2 separate regions of the Mus musculus genome follow, and region 1 is linked to region 2. The links are chromatin loops, found by intact Hi-C in ENCODE. Cell type or tissue: gastrocnemius. All regions are shown on one strand.

Evidence for each region. Peaks named below come from ENCODE experiments on the same cell type or tissue, not always from the same donor. Only the 100,000 strongest peaks of a DNase experiment are listed, where the experiment ranks them.
Region 1: it touches region 2 in a loop (2.5-fold over the local background); 1 of 42 quality-filtered maps calls a loop at or near these places.

The regions. Positions count from the first base shown.
Region 1 is chr7:28,338,367-28,340,866 of GRCm38, reverse strand. Supt5 (suppressor of Ty 5, DSIF elongation factor subunit) reads left to right here and starts at 2,148. Exons shown (of 30, transcript NM_013676.1): 1 at 2,148-2,172; 2 at 2,432-2,500. The coding sequence starts at 2,441. In gastrocnemius, a CTCF peak has its summit at 1,115 (motif pointing right); DNase peaks (open chromatin) are centred at 1,138 and 2,074; H3K4me3 peaks cover 1,434 bases; H3K27ac peaks cover 1,786 bases.
Region 2 is chr7:28,178,203-28,180,702 of GRCm38, reverse strand. Fbl (fibrillarin) reads right to left here. Exons shown (of 9, transcript NM_007991.3): 7 at 2,386-2,498; 8 at 1,660-1,805; 9 at 1,434-1,572. The coding sequence ends at 1,548. It overlaps Dyrk1b (dual-specificity tyrosine-(Y)-phosphorylation regulated kinase 1b), which reads right to left and starts at 387. Exons shown (of 11, transcript NM_001271370.1): 1 at 277-387. The coding sequence starts at 355. In gastrocnemius, no CTCF peak of the experiment used is centred here; DNase peaks (open chromatin) are centred at 671 and 1,270; H3K4me3 peaks cover 1,334 bases; H3K27ac peaks cover 2,277 bases.

The DNA of each region.
Region 1 (2,500 bases), 160 kb before region 2:
CGCCCCCCTTTTTCCCCAACAAAACCCCTTGTAAAGAAAAATATGGTTGGTCAATGCAACAGCCCACCCTGCTCCCCCTTGCTTTCTGCTCCCATCCGTTAAACATTTTGTATAATCTCACTCCATGGGCGCAGTTCAGACCGACCCTGAACGGGTCACCTCCGGGCAGACACTGATTTACGCAGTAAAAGGCTCCAGGTACAGTGAACGCTCCCACCCGGGCAGACACTGACAGACTTCCATTTCATCTCATGCGCTCAGACACCCACTCCTCTGCTTTCCCTATGAATAGCTAGGCTTTGCTTGCTCTGGAGTTCTGTATGGATGGGATCACACCCTCTGCCAGATCCCACCGTCTTTTGCTTTCACTGTGCATACATGGTTTTTGAAGTTAATTTGTGCTTTTCAGTAGTTTGGTGGAATTTACTGTTTCTTCCTCCTCTCCCATTTGGTTGTTTTGAGAAAGGGTCCTGTTTTGTAGTCTAGATCCATTGGGACTTCAGATTCTCCTACCTCAGTCTGCCAAGTGCCAGTATTACAAGGTAGGTACCACCATATCTAGCTGAAGCACGTGACTTAAAAAATTTAAACTTATTGTATATATATTATATGCATATGTAATGTTATATATGTGTGTATGTATTGTATATATACCCATATACACACATGTATACACACATACATGAGTGGGTGCATGTATTCCAACTATAGCATGGATGCAGAGGTCAGAAGAAAACTTTTTGGCTATCTTCCTTCTATCATATAGGTTCCAGGGATAGAACTCAGATCGTCAGGTTTCTCAGCAAGATACTTTATCTGATGAGCCATCTAGATTGCTCAAGCATGCTGCTTTTATTAACTTTCTGTCTTGAATTTTTTTTTGTGTGTGGGGGGTTCGAGACAGGGTTTCTCTGTGCAGTTCTGGCTGTCCTGGAACTCACTCTGTAGACCAGGCTGGCCTCGAACTCAGAAATCCGCCTGCCTCTGCCTTCCCAGTGCTGGGATTAAAGGCGTGCGCCACCACCGCCCGGCTTGTCTTGAATTTTTATGTCTGTGGATATTCAATGTCAGCCGAGGCCTGAAGAGGGCGAGCATTAGCTCCCCTGAGACTGGAGTGAAAGCGGGTTGTGAGCTGCTGGAAATTGACCACAGCTCCACAGCAGCCAGCGTTCTTTGGCGGTTGAGCCAACTCTCCAGTTTAGGTTTTATTGTTTTGTTTTGGTTACAGTGTTTCACTGTGTAACCTTGGCTGTCCGGAATTAAATAAATGTGATGGTTTTGTGCATAACTCCTGGCTCGCCTGTCCACCTTCAGTTCTTCTTCTTCTTCTTCCTCTTCTTCTTTTTTTTTTTAAGATTTATTTATTTATTTATTATATGTAAGTACACAGTAGCTGTCCTCAGATACTCCAGAAGAGGGCATCAGATTTCGTCATGGATGGTTGTGAGTCACCATGTGGATGCTGGGATTTGAACTCAGGACCTTCGGAAGAGCAGTAGGCGCTTTTAACCACTGAGCCATCTCACCAGCTCCCGCCTTCAGTCTTAAATCCGTATTAAAGTGTCTTTCATTGTAAGCATGGTGGCACACGCCTTTAATTTCAGTACCAGGGAGGCAGAGGCAGACATGGGCTTATCTTTGTGAGTCTGAGATTTAGCCAGGCTACAAAGTAAGGCCTTATCACACAAACAAACAAACAAACAAACCAGATCATTAATAACACAATACTGTGCCGCGCTAAACTAACAAGTTTTGAGATTGTTTTGAGCATCGCCAGGAATTCGGATTTAACCTGAGTCTAGGTCCCTAAAAATCTAGGGGAACTCCTCAGAATGCCGAGGGTGGCGGTGTGAAGCCGAATCTCTGTCCCGTCACCTCTGACACCTCCGAGGGAAGTTTAGAGGACGGACGAGCCAACAGTTCACCCGATTCAGCTCTGGGTTAGGAGAAGCCGATTACTTTTCGACCTTCTCAAGATGGCGGCCGTACAGTCCGCGTAAACCACTTTGGCCACTCCGGAGATGGCGGCTCCAAGAGGCCGCCCTCAGAGCAGGCCCCTAAAGTCTCGCGTTAGGTGAGACTGACGCGCCAGTTCTCGCGAGAGAGCGCTCAGGCCAGCTAGGCGTTGTGTGATCCGCAGCTGGCGCGGAAGCTTCAGGTGGCAAGCGATCGGTGAGCGGGCGTGGGACGGCAGGCAGGGGCCGGAGCGGGGGTCGGGGCTGGCGGAGGTTCAGGACGTGTGCCGGCCGCAGCCAGGGCCGGGTGTGCTAGCTGCCATAGCCCGAACAACGCGGGTTCGCGACCGCCTGAACCAGGCTGCCGGAAGTGCGCCTGGGGATTTTCTCCCCCGGTTTACCTTGCGGGGAAACTGAGGCTTGGGGGTGGCGCTTTTGGTTCCGCGACGCCCTGAGGCCGCGGTCTTCCTCTGCAGCTGCGGAAGATGTCGGACAGCGAAGACAGCAACTTCTCCGAGGAGGAGGACAGCGAGCGCAGCAGCGAG
Region 2 (2,500 bases):
CCTTGCTAGCTCCTCTATTTCTACGCTGGGTCATTCCACAATTGAGCCTATTCCTAGAAGGGCCTGACAGCCAAATCCCTAAATATCGCACAAGACTTCACTCACTAAAAGTGTCCTTCGGAACAAAATCCCCTTCTTAGGAGCCTCCCCCTTGTCAGATCCCCTTCTATGCTATGTCTTGCCACTCCAGGTCCCCTTTATTGGGGCTTCACAGATAAACAACCTCTTCCCGAGCCCTCCCACACTAGGACCAGCTCTTACAGCTCCCACCCCTACCCGGGTCAGGGATGGCGCTGGGCCCACGGGGGGCTGGAGCGCGATGGGGACCCCAGTGCGGTGGGCGAGCGGCCAGCATGGCGGCGGTGGTGGTGGCGGCGGCGATGAGGAGGTGGCCGCCTGTCCCCGGCCCGGCTAGCCTAGCCAGCCCCGCGGCGGTGAGGGCAAGCGGGACAGGCGGCCCGGTGGGTGACAACAGCAGCCGCCGCCACTGCCACCGAGGGGGAGGGGCGGGGAAAGGAGGGGACGAGGGTCAGACCAGGGCACGCGGGGGAAGGGGACAGCAGGTGGACGGGGGAGGGGCGGGTTAACCCTCGCCCTACGGCCCAGCCCCGCCCCGCGTGGCCACCCGCCCCCAGGGACCCTGGCGTCCCGCCCCCCACCCGGCAGGCCCGCCCCGGCCAGTGGAGTCCCGGCGGGCGGGGCCCAAGAGAGCCCGGCAGGCCGCACCTCCCATGGCAACAACCGCGCCATTGGTTGTTGCTGCCAAGAGCTTAACCAATTAGCACTCAGGGCAGCTGTTGCTAGGCGACAGCGAAGCGGCCAGCGCAGCCGAGCCCAAACAAAGGGCGGGAGTGGGGCCTGGCTGCCCCCTCCCCGACTCCCTCTCAGGACGGCTCCCTCGGGCTCAGCCTCTTCCAGGAATCCAGCTATGAAGAGCCGGACTCCGCTGCAACGGCCCAAAGCCCCCTCCTTTCCCTTGCTAAATCTCGCGGGGACGGGCAGGGCGGTTCCCGGCCTGCCCCCCACCCAAGCGTGCCGCCCCGCCCGTCGCAGCACCCTTACCTGAGGGCGTGGGTAAGGGGATTCAAACTGCTCGGGGAGCCCGAGCTCAGACCTGCCCACTGGCTGAGGGTGTCCGGTGGACGCGGCGAGCCAGGGCCCCGATTACCCAGTAATGCAACCAGCAAAATGGCGACCACAACAAACCGGCCCCCCTGCCCCGGCTCCGCCCCCACATCATTCACGTGACCTAGCGGAGCACAGTGCGCCTGCGCCTTAAGGGTGCTGAGCCGCGCACGTGCGGAGCAGCCACCAATGGAGCATGCACCATGTGACCGGATGAAACTTTCCAGGCACCACCCCCCGAAGCACACAAAGTTGATCAAGGGCGCATGCGTCTCGAGGCCACTTAGCAATAGGCACCAGACAGGGGAGACAGATGAGTCTTTTAATAGAAAAACAAAACAACTCCCCCGCCCCCAAAAAATCACAAGCCACACGTGCAACAGTAACAACACACATCTCTTCAATCCAGACAGCTCTGAGTTTCAGTTCTTCACCTTGGGAGGTGGCCTGTGAGGAAATCAGAGGGGGTCGAGTTGTAACCACTTTTGGCTTCTCAGGGCCACAGGTAAGGGAGAGGTCTGTTGTGACACTCACCTGTACACACCGACAACCACGGCGTGGTCTCGCTCATAAGGCTCTAGCGTCAGCTGCTCCTGCGGCTTCATGTTCTCCTGCTGCATCTTCTTCACTTCAGATGCAAACACAGCCTCTGCTGACGCAGTGGAGTCAATGCAGTTGGCCTAGAAAGGAGTCAGGACTAAGTTACAGATTTGGAGACCCAGGCTTTCCCAATTTTCTAACTTCATTAAAGAAGTTTTAATTTGGCTCACATTGGAAACAGGTTATTTCATTTATCTAAGGCAGTGTTTAAGGTCAGGAATTTTCTTCCATATCCTGGAAGCCCAGCTGGCAAAAACAGAACAAATGTAGCAATAGCAGCCTGGTCTACAGAGTTGAGTTCCAGGACAGCCAGGGCTATACAGAGAAAACTCTGTCTTGAAAAAACAAAAACAAAACAAAACAAAAAAAAAACCCAAAAACAAGTGTAGCAATAGGTTGGCCAGTTTTGAACATGGTGAGGATGCGCGAGAGTTTTCCCTATTTAAAATTAAAATGTTTTGAAAAATGTACCTGCTGCAGTTAATATTGTACCCCACAATCTGCTCCAAATGCTTAGCAGCTATCAGTCTTTATTTCAGCCATAAGGAGGACTAATAAACAAGTCAGATAGGCTAAGGCGCCATAACCTGCTCAGCCACAGAGACAAAGCACCCACACCACACTCTAGGGTTACTCAACCTTACATGGCAAGACCCATACCTTAATGGAAATCACAAAGTGTCCTCCATTCCGCAGGAAGGTGTGGGCGTTCAGGGCCACAATTCGGGTTTGGTCTGGCTGGGCCACATCGGCAAAGATGACATCCACCATTGCT